Regions from separate parts of the Homo sapiens genome. Here region 2 is linked to region 1. The links are chromatin loops, found by intact Hi-C in ENCODE. Cell type or tissue: GM12878. All regions are shown on one strand. Each heading gives the region's core, and the rest is flanking DNA. Links, peaks and the distances in the headings are about the cores only.

Region 1 (7,989 bases), core at 5,438-7,937:
ACAAATATAACCCAGGCCCAGTTCTAGTTATTCATTCTTCTGAATTTTAAAAGGAAACATTTGGCTGGCCCCTAATGGTATCATGGGCCCTGGTACCTGATGAAGTTGGCCTAGTCTGCCCCCAGCTCCTGAACAGTGGAAGAGTTTTTAGTCTCATTGAGCTTTGTACTGGACATTACTAATTTCTAATCCAAAGCATCAAGTGAAGTGGCTTGTATAAATAACTGGTTTTCCTCTGGGAGGCTAAGGCGGGTGGATCACTTAAAAGTTAGGAGTCTGAGACCAGCCTGGCCAACATGGTGAAACCCCATGTCTGCTAAAAATACAAAAATTAGCTGGGTGTGATGGTGTGTGCCAGTAGTCCCAGCTACTCTTGTGGCTGAGGTGGGAGAATCGCTTGAGACCCTTGAGAATTGGGAGGTAGAGATTGCAGGGAGCCGAGATGGCGCCACTGCACTCCAGCCTGGGTGACAGAGCAAGACTCTGTTTCATAAAAAATAAATAAATAACTGGTTTTCTGGACGAGGGCCTTTCCCATAGGTGCTAACTTCTCAAAGCCCGGCTGGGTGAACACTGAGCCTGCTTTGCAGGTAGCAGGTGGTCACGACAGTGCCATTCCCTGGCCCCTGCATTGTGGCTTCTGGCCTCCCTGGCCCTGCTCACGCTCTGGCTTTCTCTTCCCAGGAACACCATGGAGGCACTGCCCGCCTGCCTGCTCCGAGACGTGGCCCAGGAGGCCCTGGGCGTGGCTGTCATAGGCATCGACGAGGGGCAGTTTGTAAGTTGGCTTGTCTTGGCATCACTCTTCCTGCCAGCTTCCGCTCTGTCCTCCCGTTTTCCCTCGCTGACTTGGAAGTTATCTGATCTTTTAGTAAAATAACAAGGTTAAATAGCTACAACTAGTGTTGGAATACCCTCTGAAGGCCCCTTTCTAGTTTCCCTGTCATAGTGTCATAGTCTTGTAGGATTCGTTTTACTTTTTTTTTTTTTTTTTTGAGACGGAGTTTTGCTCTTGTTGCCCAGGCCGGAGTACGATGGCACAATCTCACCGCAAACTTTGCTTCCTGGGTTCAAGCAATTCTCTCCTGTCTCAGCCTCCCGAGTAGCTGGGATTACAGGCATGCGCCACCACGCCCAGCTAATTTTATATTTTTAGTAGAGATGGGGTTTCTCCATGTTGGTCAAGCTGGTCTCAAACTCCCAACCTCAGGTGATCCGCCCCGCCTTGAACTCCCAAAGCGCTGGGATTACAGGCATGAGCTACCACACCTGGCCATTGTACCTTTTTAAAAATACATATATCTATTTACTGGCAAGATGCAGTGACTCACACCTGTAATCTCAGCCTGTGGGAGGCCAAGGTGGACAGATCACTTGAGCCCAGGAGTTGGAGACTCACCTGGGCAACATAGTAAAACCCCATCTCTACCAAAAAAAAAAAGAAATTAGCCAGTCATAGCAGCGCACACCTGTGGTCCCTGCTACTCAGGAGGCTGAGGCAGAAGGATGGAGCCTGGGAGGTCGAGGCTGCAGTGAGTGGTGATAGCACCACTGCACTCCAGCCCGGGCGACAAGGCCAGACCCTGTCTCAAAAAAAAAAGGGGGAGGTGGGGAGTAATGTTTGGTTTGCCTCATGGTTCCTTTTGCTTGTTTCTTATACGTTTATTTTCTTGTTGTTGAAGTACCTTTTTTAGTAGTTTTTGCAGCCAGGAGGTATAGATGGGAAGCTGCCAGTCTTTGTATGGAAATCTTTCTTTTGTCATCTAGTTTAAGCTGGGCAGCAAGAGGTAGGTTGATCTTGTGTGGGTTTGGGTTTTTTTTTTTTTTTTGAGACGGAGTCTTACTCTGTCGCCCAGGCTGGAGTGCAATGGCGTGATCTCGGCTCACTGCAACCTCTGCCACCCGGATTCAAGCGATTTTCCCACCTCGCCTCCCAAGTAGGTGGGATTACAGGCACCCACCATCATGCCTGGCTAATTTTTGTAGAGACAAGGGTTCACCATGTTGGCTAGGCTGGTCTTGAACTCCTGACCTCAGGTGATCCACCCGCCTTGGCTTCCCAAAGTGTTGGAATTACAGGCATGAGCCGCCGTGCCCGGCCTTTTTAATTTTTATTTTTTTTGAGATGGAGTCTTGCTCTGTTGCCCTGGCTGGAGTGGAGTGACGTGATCTTAGCTCACAGCAACCTCCGCCTTTTGGGTTCAAGCAGTTCTGCCTCATCCTTCCGGGTAGCTGGGATCACAGGTGCGTGCCACCATGCGTAGCTCATTTATGTATTTTTAATAGAGATGGGGTTTCACCATGTTGGCCAGCTGGTCTGGAACTCCTGACCTCAGGTGATCCGCATGCCTCAGCTCCCAAAGTGCTGGGATTACAGGCGTGAGCCACCACGCCTGGTCTTGATCTTGTTGCTTTGAAAAGTAGCAGCGCTGGTCATTGTGTTTTTGCTCAGAGGAAGGCCGCCATCTCTCTAATGTTACCTCTGGTCAGGTATTCTATCTGTTCTCTCTCAGCACAATGTGTGTAGGGGAAGCTTTGTTTCATTTATCCTGCTTTATAGCTGGTGTGCCTTTTCATTTCTGGGGAAGGAATGAAGCCATTATCACTTCAGGTATTTCTCTCCTCATCCATCTCTGAGGTGTTCTGGGTTCCATCTTCCAGAGTGTGTTTTGTTTCAGTGACTATTTTTACATCTGCTGCTCTAATTCATCATGCTCCGTTTTGTTTGACAAGTTACTGTTGGGTTATTTTTAAATTTATGCTGTTCCTTCCATTATGTTCCTGAAAATCTTTTCTTAGACTTTTCCAGATTTTTCTATTTCCTCAGGAACATATTCTGTGGTTGAGTTTCTGGGTTATTTTCTGTTATCTTAGTTTTCTTTCCTCTGCTTTGGAGATTTTATTTTTGTTAGTTTATCACAAAGAATGAAACTGAAACTCTCTCCAAGGGGTTTAGCAGACTTGACCTCTTAGGTACTTTTAGGGTTGCCTCGAAGTACACAATGTGGTGGTTTGATATAAACATAACAGGAATTTATTTCTCGCTCACAGACCCCCTACGTGGTTCCAGGCCGGTTGATGGGGAGGCCGCCCACGAGGCGGCTTAGGTCGCCCTGGCTGGCTGTATACAGACACGGAGGGGAAGAGACGTGGCGGAGCCCCTGGGTGTGAGGTTTTCATGGGCCTGACCAGAAGCTGCAAACGTCACTTCTGCTGATCTTTCAAAGACTAGAACCTGGGCACAGGGCCACCTATACGTTTAGTATACTTAGTCCAGTTCGTTTTTTGTTTGTTTTTAAAAACAGTCTTGCTCTGTGGCCCAGGCTGGAGTGCAGTGGCGCAGTCTCGGCTCACTATAACCTCCATCTCCCAGGTTCAAGTGATTCTCCCGCCTCAGCCTCCTGAGTAGCTGGGATTACAGGCTTCTGCCACCATGCCCAGCTAACCTTTTGTATTTTTAGTAGAGACGGGGTTTCATCATGTTGACCGGGCTGGTCTGGAACTCCTAACCTCAGGTGATCTGCCTGCCTCAGCCTCCCAAAGTGCTGGGATTACAGGCGTGAGCCACCACGCCTGGCCACACTTAGTCTAGTTCTATACCCTGGAGGAAGAATAAATGAGTTGGTTTGGTGAGTGCTTCGAGGTCTCTACCCGCCCTGCCTCCCAGCACAGAGCCAGGCCGCTCTGGCCTGAATACCCTGCCCGGACGTCACAGGGCCTGTCCCCTCAAAAGGCCAGTCCTGCCTTCCTGGTTCTGTTCTTGCCCAACATTCTGTATGAGTCACAGCTGCAAATTCCATTCCCGTGGGGAGGCTGACGGGTCCCTTCCCCTGTGCGGGGCATCTGCCCTGTGGAGTTGAGGCTGCCAGTGTCCGCTCTGGGTTCCCGACCACCCGGCAGCTGGCATCTCCTCCCCGCTTGGGTATGGCCATTCCGTTTCTGACCTTCAGAGGTGCGCCCCTGAGCACCCCCATGCCTCTGCGTACGTGGAGACGTCGTTGTTGCTGCCCCGTGCTTGAGGGACTCCTGGCGAGAAAGTGAGCCCAGGCTGGGAATAGGGCTGCAGCTGTTCTCTTTTGCTCCCAAACTGTGGCCTCAGAATGCATCCAGGGATTTTGCATCAGCTTTGGGGACATGGCCCTCTCAGAACAAGGAAGCTTCAGCTTTGGCAAGGCTCTCCCTCCTTCAGACCTGCCGCTGTGAGTTGTTCAATAGCTCTGTTCTCCTGGCTCTGCGTAAACCTTGTTGACAGAGGCTGACCCAGACCCCCGAGGCAGAAACCTTTCCCTTCTCCTTCCTCGACATCCAAATGCCCTGAGTCAGGAGCCAGCGTATGAAGTCCTGTCCCCTGTTCAGCCTATAGGAGGGATTTCTCGGTCTACTTCCTCCCTGGCCAGCAAGTAAAACTTGAGTTCATTCAGTGAGTATTTATTACACCCTACCCAGACATCAGCATTCTGCCCTGGCCTCTGTGTGCCCTTGTTCTCTTCAAGAAGTTCCGGGTCACCAGCCTGACCAACATGGAGAAACTCCGTCTCTACTAAAAATACAAAAATTAGCCAGGCGTGGTGGCGCATGCCTGTAATCCCAGCTACTTGGGAGGCTGAGGCAGGAGAATCGCTTGAACCCGGTAGGCGAAGGTTGCAGTGAGCCAAGATCGCCCCATTGCACTCCAAGCCTGGGCAACAACAAGAGCAAAACTCAGTCTCAAAACAAAACAAAACAAAAGAAGTTCAGGGTCTTCCCATTGCAAGCAGTTCTAGATCGAGGAGAGGGGTTCCTAGCATGGGACCCAGCAGAAGGACTGTCCTTCGCTCCTTCATTGTCTACGTGGACAGTGGATGAAGCCCAGCCGAACCTGCCTTGTTCCCGTTTTCTGGGTCAGCAGGGAAAGCCTTTCACAGAGTAGCCACCGTGCCATCCTGAGGAAGGCCCTGGGTCAGAAGCTTCTGTGCTTCTTTGTACCCCGGGCGAGACACACAGGTGCTCACACTGCTCTGTAGAAACTGTTGGCATCCAAGAGAGACTCACCTGGAAATCTCTGGAAAACCTGAAGCTCCTAGCTGGGGGTGCTGTGCTTCAGATGCTGGTGGTGGGTGGGCACCCTTGCATCAACAGCTGCACAGTGTGTGGTGGGCTTGCAGGGTCGCTTGGCAATAGTAGGAGCTCTGATTTATTTTTTTAAACTTTTTTTCTGGCTGGGCACGGTGGCTCACACCTGTAATCCCAGCACTTTGGAAGGCCTAGGCGGGCGGATCACTTGAGGTCAGGAGTTTGAGACCAGCCAGGCCAACATGGTGAAACCCCATCTCTACTAAAAATACAAAAATTAGCCAAGCGTGGTGGCACACACCTGTAATTCCAGCTACTTGGGAGGCAGAGGCACAAGAATTGCTTGAACCTGGGAGGCAGAGGTTGCAGTGAGCCAAGATTATGCCACTGCACTCCAGCCTGGATGACAGAGCGAGACTCTGTCTCAAAAAAAATAGACAAAGCCAGGCGCAGTGGCTCATGCCTGTAATCCCAACACTTTGGGAGGCCGAGGTGGGTGAATCACGAGGTCAGGAGATCGAGACCATCCTGGCTAACACGGTGAAACCCCGTCTCTACTGAAAATACAAAAAAATTAGCCAGGCGTGGTGGCGGGCACCTGTAGTCTCAGCTACTCGGGAGGCTGAGGCAGGAGAGTGGCGTGAACCCAGGAGGCGGAGCTTGCAGTGAGCTGAGATCACGCCACTGCACTCCAGCCTGGGCGACAGAGCGAGACTCCGTCTCAAAAAAAAAAAAAAAATAGACCTTTTTGTGTTTTCTGTTCTACTACACAAGTAATACAGGTTGAGTATTCCTTAACCTAAATGCCTGGGACCAGAAGTGTTTCGGATTTCAGGTTTTCGAATATTTGCATGTTCATAATATAATGAGACCTTGGGAATGAGCCCCAAGTGTAAACACAAAATCCATTTATGTTTTATAGACATCTTAGGCACATAGCCTGAGAGTAATTTTATGTATTTAGTAATTTGGACGTGAGCCACAGTTTTTGACTGTGACCTGTCCCATGAGGTCAGGTGTGGAATTTTCCACTTGTGGTGGGCGCTCAAAAAGTTTCAGATTTTGGAGCCTTTCAGGTTAGAGACATGCAATCTATAATAAGTTTAATCTAGGAAAAGTTAGGGTCTGGCACAGAGGCTCACGTCTGTGATCCCAGCACTTTGGGAGGCTGAGGCAGGCAGATCACTGGAAGTGCTGGACGGGTGGGGAAGTGCCGGGTGCAAGAACCAAGCTCTTTGACTATGGACCTCAGCCTGAGGTTGGTCAAGAGGTGGAGTGAGTGGGGGCTGAGGACCTTCATCCTGAAACCCTGATGCAGGAGAGTCTGGGGTCTGCCTTCTACCCTCATGTGGCGGGTGAAGGAGCAAGGTTCTCAACTCAGGAGGGTTCTTCCCCTCTCCATTCCCACCCAGGGGACATCTCACAACAACTAGAAACAATTTTGTCGCAGCTGGGGGGTGGGAGGTGTGTTCCTGGCATCTATCTAATGGGTGGGGGCGAGGGACGCAGCCCAACACCCTACACTGCACAGGACACAGCGAGATCCGGCCTCAAATGGCAGCCATGGCAGCGTCAGCCCTCCAGGGGGCGCGCCCCTGGCGCAGGTGGTGTGCCGGCCCACAGCTCCTTGCAGGCTGGGAGCTGCATTTTCGTGACATGTCATGAGTCCTCAGAGAAAAAGAGGGAACGAGTGCATGGTGGGGAGGGGCCCTGGCGTGCTGGAGTCTCTGGGTTTCCTTCTCCAGAGACCCCTGCAGTCAGCTGAGCGCAATCAGTCACGTTGGGCTTTGCTTGGATCTCACTGGAATTTTTCGAGCCACCCCTTAGTCCTCACCTTGCTAAGCCCTCACGTCTCAATAACCTCAAACCTCAGTACCTGGGCTGAGAAAGCCTGAGTGGCCCTGGGAGAGAGACCCTGCACCCAAGGACAAGGACATCCCTGCTTCACCCAACCCAAAGGCCAGTCTGGACATATGAACTCAACCAGCTAAGAGTGATATGATTGATTGATGAGAATCACCAGAGCACTTGCCAGAGTTTCAGCTTCTCCCTGGGCCAAAGTGAAGTTTGCTTTACACAGTAAATGTGCTCTGTGCAGGTCCTGAATTTAGAAGGCTGTGCTGTGTCATCCTGCTCTGTAAATGGCCAGTAGGACCCCCGCCCCTTCTCAAGGCACATTACCCGTTTAAAACGGGGGAGGCAAGAGCACAAAGCGCCCACCTATTCACCGAAGAGCATGTATATAACTTAGGGCCTTCCATCCTTAAACAACAGGACCTTCCTTGCTCTTAAGGAAAAGGAAACAGGTTCAGAGACGTTAATTCATTGCCAAGGTCACACAGATAATGGGTCCAGCGAAGAGTGGTGTCCGAGCCCAAGGCAGCAGGCCTTTGGCCACTGCAGTGTTAAACAGCACAGCTGGTGTGGAAGTCCGGTGCTGAGTCCTGGGTACCTGGACTCGGAGGGAAGCTGGCTGCAGGGGGAAGGGGCTGCGCAGTTGTGGATGTACCTGTCGTCTGCTGGGGGGCGTGCGGGTGGACACAGTCCCCCGGCCTGGGGAGCCTCGTGGGAGAATTAAGAGTTACTCCGGGCCAAATGGCCGGAGTTGTCAGATCTGGCAGCGTCTTCGCTGGGGCTCCAGGGAGCTGCTGCTGGGGTGGAAGCTCTCACACTCTTTCTCCACGTGCCCTTTCCAGTTCCCTGACATCGTGGAGTTCTGCGAGGCCATGGCCAACGCCGGGAAGACCGTAATTGTGGCTGCACTGGATGGGACCTTCCAGAGGAAGGTAAGGCGTCTGATCCAGGTCTGGAGCTGGGATTGAGGAGGGCAAGAGGCTTCTGGATGGGCACAGAGACACCAGCTCTGGGTGACCAGGGCTCAGCCACCACAGGGTTACGGCCGAGCTGCTCAGGCCTTGGCTGAGCCAAGGGACTCCA
Region 2 (6,101 bases), core at 2,737-5,236, 92 kb after region 1:
GCCTGGGCAACAGAGCAAGACTCTATCTCAAAAAAAAAAAAAAAAAAAAAAAAAAGTAACGATAAGTGTACTTTATCCTCCAAATATAGGTTAAGAAGACAGGTGAATAATAGAAAGCTGAAGCTAATGCATTTTAGGATAATAGGTGGGATGAAATTTGTTTCTAAAACAGAAGCACTTACATAAGTAGCTGACATTTTACAAAGTGTTTGCTATGTGCTAGGCACTATTTAAGAACTTTACATATTAGGCCAGGTGTGATGGCTCATGCCTGTAATCACAGCACTTTGGGAAGCTGAGACCAGCAGGATCACTTAAGGCCAGGAGTTTGAGGCTGCAATGAGCTATGATCACGCCACTGCACTCCAGCCAAAAAAAAAAAGAGAGAGAAAAAAAAAAGAAAAAAGAGAACTTTACATATTAGCTCATTTAATCTTTAAAACAAACCTAGGAGTTAAGTATTTCCACATTACAGATGAAGAAATTAAGGCATGGCTCAGTATGGTGTCTCAGGCCTGTAATCCTAACACTTAGGGAGGATCACTTGAGGCCAGGAGTTTTGAGACTTGCCTGGGCAACATAGAAAGACCCTGTCTCTACCAAAAAAAAAAGAAAGAAAAATAAAGAAATTGAAGCAAACAGCAGCTAGGCAAGTTGCCCAAGTTAGTAGTGAGCCTCTTGGTGGTGAGTTGGGACTCAAACCTAGGGAGTCTAATTCCTAAGTCAGGTCTTACCTACTTCGACACAAAGGGCTCTAATGGATGAGACAATAATTAAGGAACGAGATCATCTAGTCTAGTATTTATCAATCTCATATTAAAGATATACCACATTTATAATATGTCAAGTAAAAAGGATTCATATGATTACAATATACCGCTCTTTTCAGAGACATTGAATAGAATTAGATAAATGAATATTATCTGCTGGCAGCAAATTCACTACCACTCAACTGGCCTTTGCCCCTTTACAGATGTATTTTCCAAGTTACCGATAACCCTTTGTCCTGTATCTACAGACTCTAATAGCAATCAACAGACAAGCCTAAAGTGCTTTCACTAACTTCTGAATTCTTACGGCAAATTAGTCCATGCAGAATCAATTTACTAATTTATACCCTCTGGTGTCTTCAGGTATGTGAGCTGTGTCTCTCCTGACTGGCCTGACCTCGAGGCCTGGCACCATGTCTTCTACTGACCTGCGGGTTTCAAGTGCTGAGTGTGCTTCTACAAGTTAGATTTCAACATATATATGTTGATTTGGTCGATTATACAAATCACATTTCATACAAAATGAGTTGTATCAACAACCACTGCTTTTTAAGAAGTGCTTTTAATGTAAATCTGAATACTTTTACTGACCAAACCATTATAAAGTCTTCTCTGTGGTTTAGGCTGGAGGACAGTGGCTGGTAAAGTACAGTTCAGAGTAGACTAGGAACAGAACAAACTTTGGAGATTTGACAATGGAAATGAGATTTTGGGGGCTCTGACTGGTACTACCTTTAAAGGTTTTATACTGAGAGTATTATTGGCAGCGGCAAAACTCCTGCTCTATACAACGTGGTTAGTGTTGTTCCCTTATTACAAATCCTTGAGGCTGGGCATGGTGGCTCACACCTATAAACCCAGCACTTTAAGAGGCTGAGGTGGGAGGATTGCTTGAGCCCAGGAGTTCAAGACCAGCCTGAGCAACATGGTGAGACCCCCATCTCTCAAAAAAATAATTAAAAAATTTTTTTAAAATTAAAAAGCCTTGAGATACCTGCTCTCCGATTTTGTCTGGGGCTGCATTTCCAACAGGCTATGGTTTCAGCGCTGGCCAGTCCTCCTAACCACTGAAATGCTGCCCTGGCTACCACATACGGACTCCAGGTACCCTCTCTACCTGATGTGGCTGTTGAAGACCATGGGACACTCACCGAGAGGGTAAGGAGCAAAGGTGTTGGGTGAAGACTGCTGCTCTTTGGTCTGCAGGTCAGGTAGGCCGGGAGTCTGTGGGTGCGAGGGGAAGCTGTCCATGGCCGATTTGCCTGCAGAGGGGTGCAGAGACAGGTGCGGCGGGGGCGGTGGCGGTGGTGGCTGCTTCACGAGCAGGGCCTGGGCCAGCTGGCGCTGGTGCTGCTGGATCTGCTGCTGCAGATTAGTGATTGTGCGCGCAACCTGGCAGGCAGAGACATAGGTGCGTTAACTAGGTGGGAAGGGACACTCATGGCTTGTCTAGGGACCAAATGCATTCTTCATTGTCTTTATGCTGAGGCCACTACTGGCTAGGCCAACCTCCTCCCAAACCTAGCTGAACCCAGGAATTTTCAAAGGAAGGCTTGGCTAGAGAAAAATCAATGATCATCTAATAGTTCATCAATTAGCGTCTCTTCTATCAGGGAAAATTATAGCTCATGACAAAAATCAATCTGGGTAGCACCTACTTGCTGCTCCTGTTGTCTCATGGATCCGGACACATTACGCTGGGCCTGTAACATCTGCTGCTGGATTTGTAAACGTTGGTATGCCTGTTGACAGAACGAAGAGTTAAAATAGTATGATAATTAAGTGTAAGTTGAACTAATGGTTCAACTTTCTGACATTAGTTAAAAAATAAAAAAAGAGAACCTAGCCACTCTTCTTGGCCCATACTGTGGCTGACACATACTGTTTTTTTTTTTTTTTTTTTTTTTTTTTTTTTTAGATGGAGTCTCGCTCTGTCATCCAGGCTGGAGTGTAATGGCGTGATCTCAGCTCACTGCCACCTCTGCCTCCCGGGTTCAAGCAATTCTCCTGCCTCAGCCTCCCGAGTAGCTGGGATTGCAGTCGTGTGCCACCACGCCCAGCTAATTTTTGTATTTTTAGTAGAGACGGGGTTTCATTATGTTGGCCAGGCTGGTCTCAAACTACTGACTTCGTGATCTGCCTGCCTCAGCCTCCCAAAGTGCTGGGATTACAGGCATGAGCCACGGCGCCCAGCCATGGCTGACACATATTCTGGAGGCACAGAGCACTTTTAAAAGATTAATGTCTTATCCACTTTTTTAGTGCGCAGAACTAAAAAAAATCACAGAGTCAATACCTGTTTAGTGTTGGTGATGATGTTGGTCAGCAAATATTTTTCATTTAATGAAGAAATCAAAATTCTTCTGCTTGATTCATACAAACTGAAACTTAAAAAAAAAAAACAAAAAACCAACCTATTCTATAATGATGGAGACTGAAGTCCAGGACAGCCCAGACAATGTGAAACACTGGTAGTAACTGTCCCAAATCATTCAATAATAATGTGTGTTAAACAACGTGGTTATCTCCCTAACATCATGGGAATGAAAGCTAAGAGAGAACCTGAAATGCAGATTTGTGGGCACTTTTGTCACACAAACTTGTCATCTACAAAGTTGGTTAAAGTTATGATGATATTCTTCTGTACACTGACATAGAAGCTTTGGTCATTTGACTGTTTTGAAATGTTGGTTGAATATCATGATTTTTTTTCTTACAACATGAATTTTAGGGACATTTTTGGCAAGACTCATCAAAGTAGAATCCAAATAAAGGTGGAGATTATACTATTAGAAATGCCTCCTTCATCTGTAATCATGGAGGAATAAAATACCCCACTTAAGTGAATCCTTATAGGCCTAAAACTTAACCTTATGGAAGCACTGAAACTTTATTTTTCCAATTTTTCTGGAAAAAAATTTAAGAACAGAATACATTGTTTTAAAATTAGAACACCCTATTGGTAATTCAACATTTTCTTGATGTCTTTCACACTATAGAGGTCAATAAAAACTTACTGTATAACTAAAAGATTCTAGCACATCAGTAAGATAATCAGCTCTGTGTCAGGGCTGCAGCAATGCCTGCAGCGTCATCTAGTGGCAGAAAGCGATCTTCCTCTACAGTAACAGCTCTAAACCTGCATGCTTTTTCTATGAGTGCCTGTTTTCAGAGCTGTCTCCTTTCCTTTGGAGGTCAGTGGTCTCCGGCGGGCAGGACTGAAAGCAATAGGACTGCACATGTGCACTGCCTCCCCACAGCGATTCCTCACTACAGCACCACCTCCCTTCTGACAGATGGAAAAACAGTCTCTGGCCAGGCGCAGTGGCTCACGCCTGTAATCCCAGCACTTTGGGAGTCTGAGGCGGGAGGATCACCTGAGGTAAGGAGTTGGAGACCAGCAGCCTGACCAACATGGTGAAACCCTGTCTCTACTAAAAATACAAAAATTAGCTGGGCGTGGTGGCGGGCGCCTGTAATCCCAGCTACTCGGGAGGCTGAGACAGGAGAATTGCTTGAACCCACAAGGCAGAGGCTGCAGTGAGCCATGATCGTGCCACTGCACTCCAGCCTGGGCAACAGAGCAAGACTAGCAAGACGCCGTCTCAAAAAAAAAAAAAAAAGAAAAAGAAAAAGAAAAAACAGTCTCTGAGGGCCAAGCCTTGGTCCTGACCTCATGTCTAGAGCTCTGTGCTTTCCATTAAAGCGAGGACACATAGCATGTGTCTCTGGGACACGTCCTTCCCTCCTTCCTTCTATCCTCCCCTGCTGCTTACAGAAAAGCAGACCTCAAACTTGTTGGACATGTGTCTAAAAAACAGCAAAGGGGAAAGACTGAGGGCTGAGGTACTCTCTCATTAGCAAAGGTTTTATGCCAATGGTTCTGTCTTTTGGAGTTCCCATTCTTTTTTTTTTTTTTTTCTCCTTCATGATTCCTGGTCATGATTTTCTTTTTTTTTTTTCTTGAGACGGAGTCTTGCTCTGTCGCCCAGGCTGGAGTGCAAAGGTGCGAGGCTCACTGCAACCTCCGCCTTCCAGGTTCAAGCGATTCTCCTGCCTCAGCCTCCCGAATAGCTGGGATTACAGACATGCGCCATCATGCCCGGCTAATTTTTGTATTTTTAGTAGAGACGGGGTTTCACCATGTTGGCCAGACTAATCTCGAACTCCTGACCTCAGGTGATCCACCCGCCTGGGCCTCCCAAAATGCTGGGATTATAGGCATGAGCCACCGTGCCCGGCCGATTCCTGGTCATTTTCTAGGTGATGAAGTTGCTGGCTAAGATTGCTAAATAAATCAGATACCCACATTAAAGAATGAAATAATTAACTGGGTCTTTTAGTGTATATAATTTCAGTAAGCATCTAGGTATACAATGACATGGCAATTATAGTAAAATCAGTAAGACTGATTGAAAATTAAAAAAAAATCAAGATTATGTGAAGCTACAAAACTTTCAAGAATTATTAGGTCACATCAGCCATTCTTGACCGGGGTTTCATGAGAGAATTAAGTTCTAATGCTCTAAGGCATCTACTATATGTAATAAAGCAATTTTTCTCCTGTGCTTCTAGAATAGTATTTATGTATACCATCCTTAGAATAACTGAGAAAATAGTCACTCAAATGATTTTTTGTGTTCTGTGGTTCTCAGAAACTCTGGCTGAGAGCTCAACTGAAAAGACATGCCTAATTATAAAATCTGGTAGATTGGTAGATTTTCTGAACACAAAGAGGCCAAGCCATGTGCAGTGGTGCACACCCGTGGTGTCTCAGCTACTCAGGTGGCTGAGGTGGGAGGATCCCTTGAGTCCAGGAGTTCCAGACCAGCCTGGCAACATAGTAAGATGCTGCCTCTAAACAAAAACAAAAACAAAGAGGCCAAAACATTTACAAAACCTAGTAGGACACCTTTGAGTGAGAACTCCCTAACTCATGAAGAGTTTAAATACTTCATGAGAGTCTCAATGACATCCCTGACGTGAAGACAAACATTATCACAACTGCTGCTCTCAGCAGGTGCCGTGCATCTGCACTCGGCCTGCGTGCTCTAACTTGCATGGGTCTATCCACTCACCAGCTGCAGCTGATAGAGCTGGTTCAACATCGTCATATGTTGAGGATTAATTGGCGAGGTTAATAGTGCAGGGTTGAGACCAATGTTTTTTGCTGCAAACTGCAAAAGCTGTGCTTGAACCTGTTTAACATAAAATATACTATTAGCCGTTGTATCTCTGTTAAAATAGTTACTTGTACCTGTAGTTTTTCAAAATTCAAAAATGATTAAATGATAATTTGTAGGGAGACCCCCTGAAACTACTGCTATGGAA

Evidence for each region. Peaks named below come from ENCODE experiments on the same cell type or tissue, not always from the same donor. Only the 100,000 strongest peaks of a DNase experiment are listed, where the experiment ranks them.
Region 2: a loop joins it to region 1, with 8 times the contacts of the local background. A loop is called at or near these places in 13 of 110 quality-filtered maps.

The regions. Positions count from the first base shown.
Region 1 is chr17:78,175,378-78,183,366 of GRCh38, reverse strand. TK1 (thymidine kinase 1) reads left to right here. Exons shown (of 7, transcript NM_003258.5): 4 at 685-778; 5 at 7,749-7,838. Among named protein-coding and RNA genes, the nearest start is that of TK1, 7.7 kb to the left of the region's middle. RefSeq lists enhancers at 6,049-6,826, 7,555-7,604, 6,827-7,605, 7,615-7,734, 7,755-7,934. In GM12878, for the core only: a CTCF peak has its summit at 6,641 (motif pointing right); no DNase peak of the experiment used is centred there; H3K27ac peaks cover 322 bases.
Region 2 is chr17:78,082,914-78,089,014 of GRCh38, reverse strand. TNRC6C (trinucleotide repeat containing adaptor 6C) reads right to left here. Exons shown (of 23, transcript NM_001142640.2): 13 at 5,849-5,968; 14 at 2,429-2,512; 15 at 1,922-2,162. Among named protein-coding and RNA genes, the nearest start is that of TMC6, 43 kb to the left of the region's middle. In GM12878, for the core only: a CTCF peak has its summit at 3,866 (motif pointing left); a DNase peak (open chromatin) is centred at 3,864.